2 separate regions of the Homo sapiens genome follow, and region 1 is linked to region 2. A link is a loop called in an ENCODE intact Hi-C map of the cell type or tissue named here. Cell type or tissue: ascending aorta. All regions are shown on one strand. Each heading gives the region's core, and the rest is flanking DNA. Links, peaks and the distances in the headings are about the cores only.

What was found. Hi-C counts contacts between places; a loop is a spot of excess contacts. Peaks named below come from ENCODE experiments on the same cell type or tissue, not always from the same donor. Only the 100,000 strongest peaks of a DNase experiment are listed, where the experiment ranks them.
Region 1: it touches region 2 in a loop (2.3-fold over the local background); 4 of 110 quality-filtered maps call a loop at or near these places.

What each region holds. Positions count from the first base shown.
Region 1 is chr9:16,195,597-16,200,975 of GRCh38, reverse strand. No RefSeq gene overlaps it. Among named protein-coding and RNA genes, the nearest start is that of LINC03041, 78 kb to the left of the region's middle. In ascending aorta, for the core only: no CTCF peak of the experiment used is centred there; a DNase peak (open chromatin) is centred at 3,244; H3K4me3 peaks cover 777 bases; H3K27ac peaks cover 3,388 bases.
Region 2 is chr9:16,270,265-16,275,643 of GRCh38, reverse strand. All of the region lies in intron 1 of LINC03041 (long intergenic non-protein coding RNA 3041), which reads left to right. It overlaps LOC124902124 (a long non-coding RNA gene), which reads right to left. Exons shown (of 2, transcript XR_007061424.1): 2 at 2,210-2,405. Among named protein-coding and RNA genes, the nearest start is that of LINC03041, 3.4 kb to the left of the region's middle. In ascending aorta, for the core only: no CTCF peak of the experiment used is centred there; a DNase peak (open chromatin) is centred at 2,723; H3K27ac peaks cover 1,197 bases.

The sequences.
Region 1 (5,379 bases), core at 184-5,183, 75 kb after region 2:
TAGGACTGAGACCCTAAGGAGGGGTCAGCATGGGGCATGGCTGAAATTGAGAGAATAGATGAGAAACTCTATAAAGGGAATAGAAAGAAAGGGCAGAGAGCAAGAGGCTGCCTTGGGCAGCTGCCTTATTTTGGGAGCAGGAGAACGAAAAGAAAAGTCGACCTTGTTGCTGTTATGAGAAGATGCTGTGGTTCTCAGGCTGCCTTAGACAGCTGAGTAGCATCTCATCAGCCTGAGCTAGGGAAAGGCTGCTGTGTGGGCTAAAGCTTACGTGGTACTCACAGAATATGTGGAAAGTTCCCGTGGCAACTTCTTATTGAAAATCCTCACCCCAGTTATTTTCCATTCCTGCTGAGACATCTCTGTGTCCCTCACGTTATGGTATAAATATTTTATGAAGTACAGAGGGTTGAGATATCTTAACACTTTTACTGAAAACTCATTTTTCTGAAAGTTAAAGGATGCATTTTCCACTTACTTACAAAAATATGAAACTCTAGATTGGACAAAGAAATGGACATGTCCCATTGCAATATTTTATGCAGTGTTTTTCAGGGTCTCAAAGTACTTAAGATGTTAATTCCATTCCTTTCTCCATGAGGCTTGTAAGTTTCATTATACAAGTTTAAAGGTGGGTAAGGAGTAAGCACAGAGCCCAAAAGATAGTAGGTGTTCAATTGTCCTCTTCCCTTCTTATATGATGAAGGTTGAAATGGGGTCTGTAGACTCAGGGAGGTGAATAATCTGAGATATTTCCAGACTATGCTTAATGCCATTAGCAGGGGTTAGAGGAGAGAAAAGAGAAGAAACTTAATTAGAAGGAGAATAGGCCAAGCGTGGTGGCTCATGCCTGTAATCCAAGCACTTTGGGAGGCTGAAGCGGGCGGATCACGAGGTCAGGAGATTGAGACCATCCTGGCTAACACAATGAAACCCCGTCTCTACTAAAAGTATAAAAATTACCCAGGTGTAGTGGTGGGTGCCTGTAGTCCCAGCTACTCGGGAGGCTGAGGCAGAAGAATGGCGTGAACCCGGGAGGCGGAGCTTGCAGTGAGCTGAGATCGCAACACTGCACTCCAGCCTGGGCAACAGAGTGAGACTCCATCTCAAAAAAAAAAAAAAAAAAAAAAAGAGTGGAATAGAAAAGATATTCTGAAAGGCAATTAGAGAAAGCTTTATGATGAAGTAGAACTGCAGGACCCCCGAATAGAGAAATGATCCATAGTTGATGAATGAGTGTAGACCTTAACACTGAAAAGTGGTCCTTCTGCTAACTGCCCAGAAAGAGTCACACAGCCTCTGCCAACCCAAGTTCTGGCAAAATCATCTCAGTTCCAACTCTCTCTGTGGATCACAACCAACTCATAAAGAACAAGAACATGTGAAGAGACCAGGGAATGAATGTCATCAGGCTACATCGATCCTGCGCCTGCTCACAATCTCCACCGAGGTTTGTGTATCTAGAATCCTGTTCCTACCTTATTATACCTGTGGCTTAGGGAATTAAGCAGCTGGGGGAAAACATGGTTTTTGATACCAAAGAGCATCCTGCTAACTCAAAGTCTGTGTCCTGGGCTTCATTGGTCTTCGTTTTTATCAGAAGTAGGTGGGTAACACATTAGGAAAAAAAAAAATTGGCCCCATAAAGGGATCCGGAAAGAATGACATATTTGTCTGTTAAGTATAAATACGAACAGCCGTGGAGATATGGTCCTGTGGTGCTAGGTTTTCACTCCAGCAACATTCATCTATTGCCAGGAAACGCTAGATTTAGTACCTGAGGGACTGAAGTTTCAAATACCTTATACTTTTTTTTTTTTTTTTTAATACTCTGCCAAGAATTTAAATTGGTAAAAGCTGGGGACTGACAAAACTTGATCCCCAAGAGCTTTTCTGGCACTGGTTTATCAGAGAATATGGTGCCATTATTTTTATTATAATTATTATTTTTTTCTTTGGTGGGGCGAGAGCTCATTTATAACCCAATGACTTCTACTCCCAGATGTATTTTTCTTTTTTTTTTTTTTTTAAATCCCAATGCTTAAATAAACAGAGGCTTTGCCTTTTGTGGTGGCCTTAGAAGCTGTCATTGGATTTACATGCAAGCGGGTGGTTGTGAGCCTTTTCATGTTTTTAGATCAGATCAGAAAGAGTTGAAAGGAGAAAGCTAATTTTAGGAAATGTGTTTCCACCAGCTCCACACTGCACACACCTTGCTCCCAAGCCTCAGGTCTCCACCATGCCCTGACACCAAAATCACTTAACAGGGCTTTGCAAAGGGGGCCTGCTGGCCCCAAACTGGGACAGCTGTGGAAGAGCAGAAAAGGCCAACATGAGTTAGAAAGCCTGAGTTTGAGTCCTGGCACCATCATCTTTTAGCCATGAAACTTTGGACAACTTAGCCTCCCTTAGATTTTTCATCTGTAAAATGATAATTGGATTTTCCTGGGAGGGTTGTCGGGAGGATGAAATTAAATGAGACAAATTATGTGAAAACGCTTGGCGCTGTGAGTTTTTTAAATGACAACCTATAAACGACGAGTCCAGGGAAGAAGGGAGAGAACATCATGGAGCAGTATTGTGGATTTTTCTCCAAGGTTAGGCTCTTGACATAGACGTTCTAGCCGAGAAAACAACTGCCACCACGGAGACACATAAAACAAGAAGATACTATTTACAGTACAACATCTTTATGGTCCCTCATTGCTCCCCGCAGCCGTATTCCCGACTGCCTTCAGATCCTCTGCTGATTTTACCCACAAGCAATTTCCAGGGTCAGCTCACCTCTCTCTTGCCCAGGGCAGCGGCGGCGGCAGCAGCAGCAGCCCTGGCATGTCCGATCTGGCTGGAAATGATTTGAGTTTTATTATACAATTAGATCAAGTCTCTTCGGTGTAGTAGCCTTCCACATACTTAGAAGAATAGATTAGCCATTAGGACTTTGTATATTTTTCCCAGTAATTGACACCACATCCCATTTTCCTCACCAAAGGGAAAAATAACCGCATAAAACAATCATGATTCGGGGGGCAGGAGGTGGGGAACCGGGGCATTCACAATGCAACAATGTCTCAGTCCCACCTCAATCTCCTTCCTTTGCCCAGCTTTGCGTGTCTCTAGGAGCCAGGCAGAGCGGGCCTCCGGTTTGTTTTGTTTTGTTTTGTTTTTCCATTCCAGAGCCCCTCAGGCTCAGCGTCCTAAGCACTTTACTAAGAATAAACCAGGCATCATCTCTGCCACCGAGAAACAGCAGCCACCACTGGACGGGAGCCTGGACATTCTTAAAAAGCCCACATAAACATCACCAGAACAGAATTGGTTTTCTTTCTTTCTTTTTCTTTTTTTAGTGCCTCCAAGGTATCCCAGGATGGATCTATTAGAAACCCTTTCCCTCAGGAGCCCCTTTCTTGTCCTGGTCAGAAAAGGAGTGGGGCTATTGTGGGGTGGTCCAAGCAGTGGTGAGTTGAGGCTCTTTCTTTGGTATCCAAGTCAGGAAGAGGAGAGAAAAAAAAGAGTTCAAATCCAGAGGGTTCAAACCACACCTGTTTTTTTGTCCCGTCTCTTCAACCACTGTAAGTTTAGACTTGGAATAGAACAGGGGGAAACCCATCTTACTGAGGGATTTAAACAGAGACCAGTGCAATCCCCTAGGCTGGCTTTGCCTGTATTTGGCATGGTGCATGTCTGCAACGGGCCTCCATGTTGCCTCTCAGCCAAAAGCAGACACCTCAGGCCAGCAGTCTGCATCTACACAAGCAAAACAAAACACATGTTCTCAGATGTCTGGTCAAACATTTGTTTCCTTTGGTCATGTTCTAGCAGCCCAAACTCAGATTCCAACTGCAAGGCCTGGTGGCACTAACAGACATTGTTTTTGTTCCATTCATTGCTGCAAAACATCTGTGAGCTAAAGGTTCTTCCCAACTGCAGCGATCTTTGTGCCAAGGCTTGGTAGGTCCTTGACAGCTTCCTTGCCTGCCCATAGGCCCGTGAGGCGGCTCTGGTGCAGACATAGGACTGCAGAGAGAGGCGGTCACTCTTCCCAGTCCCTCCCTTTCTTCTTGGATGGACCATCAGACAATGCAGCTAGCAGTACCAGATTTAGTAGACATGAAGTGTTTTCATACATTTTTCAGCTTGGGTCAATGTGTCCAAAGGGACTCTTTGCTGACACGTCTGGGCTGGTTCCTTGGAGAGAAGCTGAAATGCCCATTTTCCAGTAAGATCAATAAACCCACTCAGCTCCGACCACAGACCTTTCCTCAGGTATCCTCCAGCAAGTCAGGGTGTGCTGGACTTTCGTCGTGGCAATGTGACCCAGTGTGCCACCAGGAACTTGTACTTCAAGCTGAGTTTACTTTCCTGAGGACAAAGTCAAAGCCCTAAAGCTTTCAATTTGGTCCCCAAGGACCGTGGAAAATCACAAGATGGAAAGTGACCTTTCTTTGGCCACAACTGGTGATGACTTGTGAACATGTCTCTTTTGCCCAACTTGGCTTTAGCTAAAACCTACTGTTTTGAATAAAACTTGGGCCATTCTCCACCCTCTTCTTACCATACCTCTAGGCACCCACTGCCAAGTCCTAGGAGGCCCTGCCTCTTTTTAACAAGGAACACAAAATGAAGCTGTAATCATAACCTCTCTTGCTCATTCAGAAAATATGCAGATGTGATTTTTCTTTCTTTTTTTCTTCTCAACATACCTATGTCCCTTCATTATTTTTTAAACTGTCTCTTACTTTTCCCCCACTCCCACCCCCACTGTTCTTAGCTAGGGGCCAAGTTCAATCAAACATCCCCCAGTTGGCACCAAATGGGCACCTGAGGGTAATAGGGCGCAGTGGCACTTTCCCGCCTCCTTCTTTCTCCGGTTGCCAGAAGAAACCCAGCTGGGTCCCTCAGCCAACACAGGCCCCTAACTTAAGTTTAATAGTACAGCATTTTTACTACTTTTGGCCAGGGCATTTTGAGAAAGGGTAATATATGTGAAAAATATACCCTAAAAAATTCTGTTTAGAAAACAATTCCAGTCTAAGCGCTCCATGCTCTCAGTTTCTGGCCCTCTTTTCAGGAAAGCAGCTCCGGCAACCACACAGTTTAGATCCATTTTGGGGTGGGTGGGGGGGGGTTCCATTTCCTTCCTATGGGATTTTTTTATTAGGTGTTTTTTTGGTTTGTTTGTTTTTTGCTATTTTTCTTTCCCTATGCTGGTTTACTGCCTTGTATCTATCTACCCCCAAAGAAAGAGTTTAAGAACCTCAAGTAAGTATTATTGGATTTTTCTTAGTGTATTTTTGGATATTTCTGGTTGGGAGTGTGTGGTCGGGATCTGTGTGTCTGTGCTGGGAGGGTGGTGGGCTGCATGCCCAACGATGATGG
Region 2 (5,379 bases), core at 330-5,329:
ATCCTTCCCCCACAGTCCTCAGAAAGAGCCAACCCTGCCAACAGCCTGATAGCGAACTTTTAGCTTCCAGAACCATGAGACAATATATGTTTGTTGTTGAAGCCACTTAGCCTGTGATACTTTGTATGGGAGCCCCAGGAAGTAACTACACAAGCTCACCCAAACTGTGGGTGGTGGAGCTGGTGTGTATGTGTCCAGGCCCTGCCTGTCCCCGCAGTTATGCAGTGTAGCCTGCACACTGCTGGTTTCCTTGATGAGGGCCCAGCCAGTGCCTGGATGTGCTCCCGTGGGCCTTGGATGTTTAGGAGTTGGTATGTTGGGATGGTTTGGGGGCAGAGGCCAAAGGGAGACTTTATGATGAATCTAGCGTCTTATATATACTTTTGCTTACAGGTCTAGGAATCTGCTAATTTTATCATTTATATAAAGAACCTTAAAATGTGTATATCTTTTGACCTATTGCTAGAAATCTATTAAAATAATGATAAAAATGGTGACATATTTCTGTAGAATTATATATCATAGTACTACTTACGAAACAGGTAGGAACGTTCCACATCCCAGGAATGTATGAAATGCCACATTTCCATATTTTCTAAAGTGAAATGAAATCTGATAGAAGTTGACACTAGCCAAGGGTGGTGAGAAGAACTCTGAATTCCTCTACCCCAGCTGGGTTGGCAGAACCTCTCTAGCCATAGTGTGTGGTGTCAGCCACATAGACAGCCACGTAGCAGTGCCCATCTGAGGTCACCCAGAGCATCGGGCTCAGATAGGGCCATATCTCCACCATAGGTCACAGTTCAAGTCTTATTTCTTTCCCCAGTCTTGGGGAGTCATTTAGCCAGGGAGGAGCCCATCTGTTAAACGTCTGCAGCCCACATCATTCATCCTCTTCCTTGGACGATGTAGTCTATAGGTGTCAAGGGCCTCTGTTTTTGAAACACAAAGCTCTCTCACAAAGTACCATAATCTCCTTTAAATAAGCAAAATAACCTTTCAGAAGTACATTTTCTCTCTCTCTCAGGGGTTATAGCACAGCAGTTGTTGAGAAAGATGTTTCATCTTTCTTTCATGTGACCACAGGAGTCAAAACAAACACAAATAACAAAACAACACAACTTCCAAATAACAAATCCCTAACACAAATAATGGCTACATTTAAATGCCCAATCATTCAGACTCATTACATTGATTATAATCCAAACACATATATTAGACATAGACATTAAATTTTTAGTTAACATTAATAGGAGACAAAGTTCAAGTTGTAATGTAAAGTGAAAAAATAGAACACTATATTATTTTCTATTGCTGCATAACAAATTATTGTAAGTTTAGCCACTTACGGCAACACCCATTTACTATCTCATGGTTCTGTAGGTCCAAAACCCCAGCAGTCTTGTTTGGGTTTTCTGCCCAGGGTCTCATAAGACCAAAATTAAGGTGTTGGCCAGGCTGTGTTCTCATCTAGAGCTGGGGTCTTCTTTCAAGCTCATTCATATTTTTGGTAGGATTGAGTTCCTGTGGTTGCAGGCCCAAGGTCCCTATTTTCCTTGCTGGGTGTCAACTAGGGGTTGCTCTCAGGTTCTGGAGGCTTCTAGCATTCTTTGCCATGTTGGGCTCTCTATCTTCACAGTCACCAAAGGAGACTCTCCCTTGTTTCAAGTCCCTCTCATGCTTCGTATCTGTCTCCAGGAAAAGCCTAATCTCTGTCAAGACTCACCTGAACAGGCCAGACCAACCCAGGATCATCTCCCACCCTTAAAGTCTTGCCATGGAACATAACCAAATCATGAAAGCGATGGCCCATAATAGTCACAGGTCCCACCTGCCCACATTCAAGGGGGAAGGGATTACGTAAAGCCATGTGGATTCCGGGATCATCTTAGAATTCTGTCTAATACAGATACCAGTTGTATATACACAAGATCTCAGCCATGTAATGTTTATGAGCTCAGAGGAACACGTGTATGATATAAACCTCAATATTAATAAGACTTTTTTGTGGGGTAGGATTATGGATGACTTTTATTTTCTTCTTTATACTTTTCTGTATCTTCTAAGCATTTTATAATGAGCACGTTTCATTTATGATCAAGGAAAACACCCACATTATTTAGATAGAGAAATAATTGGGCCTCAAGCTAGGATAGTAACGCATGACTAGTAGGCATTTGCTCTGTAAAATTAAGTGTGTGTAGCTGAATGGTTTGTTCATTCATTTATTCTTTCGTTCATTCATTCACTGGCCCCCTTGGGAAGAAGGTGCAGACAGGTTGCATTCTCCTATAGGACTGCATGCTGATGGGGTCCCTCTGTTCAGAATATCTCTGGAATCGCTTCACACTTTTCAGCAAAAAAAGATTCCAAAAGACAAGTAGTATTTCTATTTGTTATTACTCCTGGGGAAAAAATAGTGAAGGAAAATTACTCAGACTGTTTGAGAAATACTTTGCAATTTCTATTTTCTCACCAGTATCCTAATAGCTTGATAATGTTTAGGTTTTGAAATTTCATATTTTCTTTGTGAGCAGAAAATACCAGCTTCTCATAAATAACTGAAATGAAACAACAGAACTCTTGGCTCAAATTCACTTTTCAGCCTGACGCGTCAGAAGGAGCCCAGTGCAAAAACTCTCTCCCGAAACAGAAGTGTGGCCCAGGGAGACTAGCAACACAAATGATCCGGAAACCCTTAGAGTGGGAACTCCCGCCACGAACAGAGCAGAATTGCTCAAGGATGGGAACATCAGCATGTGGCAAACCATCAGAGGGACATCGACTGGCCATCTCAGGCCACCCTGTGCCAGTAGCAAGTCTAGGGGCTGAAGTCAGGTGAGAGCGTGCAGTAAATGAGGTTGGGCAGAAAAATAGGGCAAGGACGCCCTGTACCAAACGGTGATGTTGGCATGATTTGCCTTTGGGCTTCTTTGTCTCCTCTTCCTTCTTCATTCATTCCCCTTCCCTTCACTGGTGCCCACTCCTGCCCTGGTGCCGGCTTCCATCTCCCACCCACTTTCAGTTAATGAAGATCATTCAGGGTTGTTTTTTTTTTTTTTTTTTAATGCGGATACACTCAGGAGTATTTGCATTTTAATAAGGGATTGTAAAAGGTGAAAAAGCCTTGACGATAGCAAAGAATAGTTTGCTAATAGTGGAAGGACCAGTAAGGAGGTTATTTTTGCTTGGGGGCCCTGCCCAATGCCCCCAAAGTCATCTTCCAAATACTGTTTTTTGTACAGTGTTGACCTGGCTCAGGAATGGGCTGCAGGGATTCTATTCTGTCAGCATTAAATGGGTGTCGACAGCTGGAAGAAAGGCATCAAAATATATAGGAAACAGCATTCTTGAAACGAGAACTAAAATATCTGCTGTGTGTCTTCCACACCGTGTCATGGGGAGAATCAAATGAGGTCATGTATGTGACAGAGTCTCCTAAGAGACTCAGAAATGAACACATGCAGAGTAGTATCAGGATACGTGGCTTATGTGGTTGTCCCCAGCACAGTCAGAGAACAAAAGCCTGGGCACAAAGATGATCGGGCTTTTGACACGGTTGCCTGCCTTAGAAACTGACACTATTTCGTTAGGCCTTTTCTGCAGGTAGTCATTATATGTAAATGTCATGAGCGAATGAATCCACTGAGATATAAAGGAGCATTCGCCCCTTGAGAGTTGTTCTGGGTTCCAGAGACTCACCTCATACTATGCCTCAGTTTCTCATTTGGTAGACCTGAAGATGAAAATAAGTATTGGTCTTCCCTCAGCAGAAATAGGAAAAGTGAATGGGCAGCTGGGGTGAAGCTCTTTGAGGCCTCCGTGAAGAAGGGGGAAGAAGCTCTTCTTCCCAAGACGGGTTGTATTTGGGCAAAGGTGAAATCATGTTGGTTTTAGTTTTTTTTCAACTTATCAATTATTTTCTAAATATAAACTTACAAACTATGAAGCATGAGAAGTAAATGGAGAGCCATGAAACTTCCACCCAGTTAACGATAAATAACATCATCACCCTCCACTCCATCCAGGGTCTCTTCCTCACGCTGGGCCCTTCCCTTCCCATCACCTGAATACATGGCAAGGAACCACTATCTGAATGGTGCTTTTATTTTTTAAAACAATATTCTTTATTCCTATTTTGTATCACAGTTTGACCACATATCCACTAACCATATATCACTTAGTCCTGCTTATCTTTTAAACTCCATATAAATGCCATCACCAGGTATGTATTCTTTTGGGACTTGCTGTTTTTAGCCAACGTTATGTGTTTGTGATTTGACAGTTTCTATGCCTCTAGGTTTGGTTCATTCATTCTCATTCCATTGTATTCCATTTATGAATATACCAGAAATCAATCGTCTCTTCTCTTCTTGATAGCACAGCTTTAGTCTTTGCATTTATTTTAAACATGCTTTCACTGTAGGATTTAGGGTGCTTGTCTTAGTTCAGGCTGCTGTAACAAAATACCAAAGATATAATCTTTGGTTTATATCACAGAAACATATTTCTCACAGTTTTGGAGGCTGCAGGTCTGAGAAGGGGGTGTCGGCATGGCCGAGTTCTGGTGAGGGCCCTCTTCCACTTGCAGACTGCTGACTTCTCAGTGTGTCCTCACATGGCAGAAAGGGGGTGAGTGAACTCGTGGGCTCCCTTTTCTGAGGGCATTAATCCTACTCACGAGGGCTCCCTGCTCAGACCTAATCACCTCCCGAAGGCCCCACCTGCTAATGCCATCATGTTGGGGGTTAGAATTTCAGCATATGAATTTCAAGGGCAGAAACATTCAGTCCATTACAGTAGTGTTTATTCCCGTAGAGGTAAAGCCAAGGTGTGGTTAAACAGGACTAGGTGACTGGGCAAAGGAAGTAAGAAACTAACATTTTTTTTTTTTTTTTTGAGGCGGAGTCTCGCTCTGTCGCCCAGGCTAGAGTGCAGTAGAGGGACCTTGGCTCAGTGTAACCTCTGCCTCCCGGCTTCAAGAGATTGTCCTGCCTTAGCCTTCTGAGTAACTGGGATTATAGGCATGCACCACCACGCCCGGCTAGTTTTTGTTGTTGGTGGTGGTGGTGGTGGTGGTATTTTAATTAATAGTATAGAGATGGAGTTTCACCATTTTGGCCAGGCTGGTCTCAAACTCCTGACCTCAGGTGATCTGCCTGCTTCGGCCTCCCAAAGTGCTCAGATTACAGGCATGAGCCACTGCGTGTCCTGCCAGAAAGTAACATTTTGAAGGTAAACCAGGCCCTAGCCCCCAACTCTCCTAATGGTCTTCCTTGTACATGTTATCTCACCATTCTCAGAAACACTTTCTCAGTAAAGTAAAGAAGTTGAGTTAGATAAGCTTCAGATTCTCTTCTAAGGCAACTTCCTAATTCA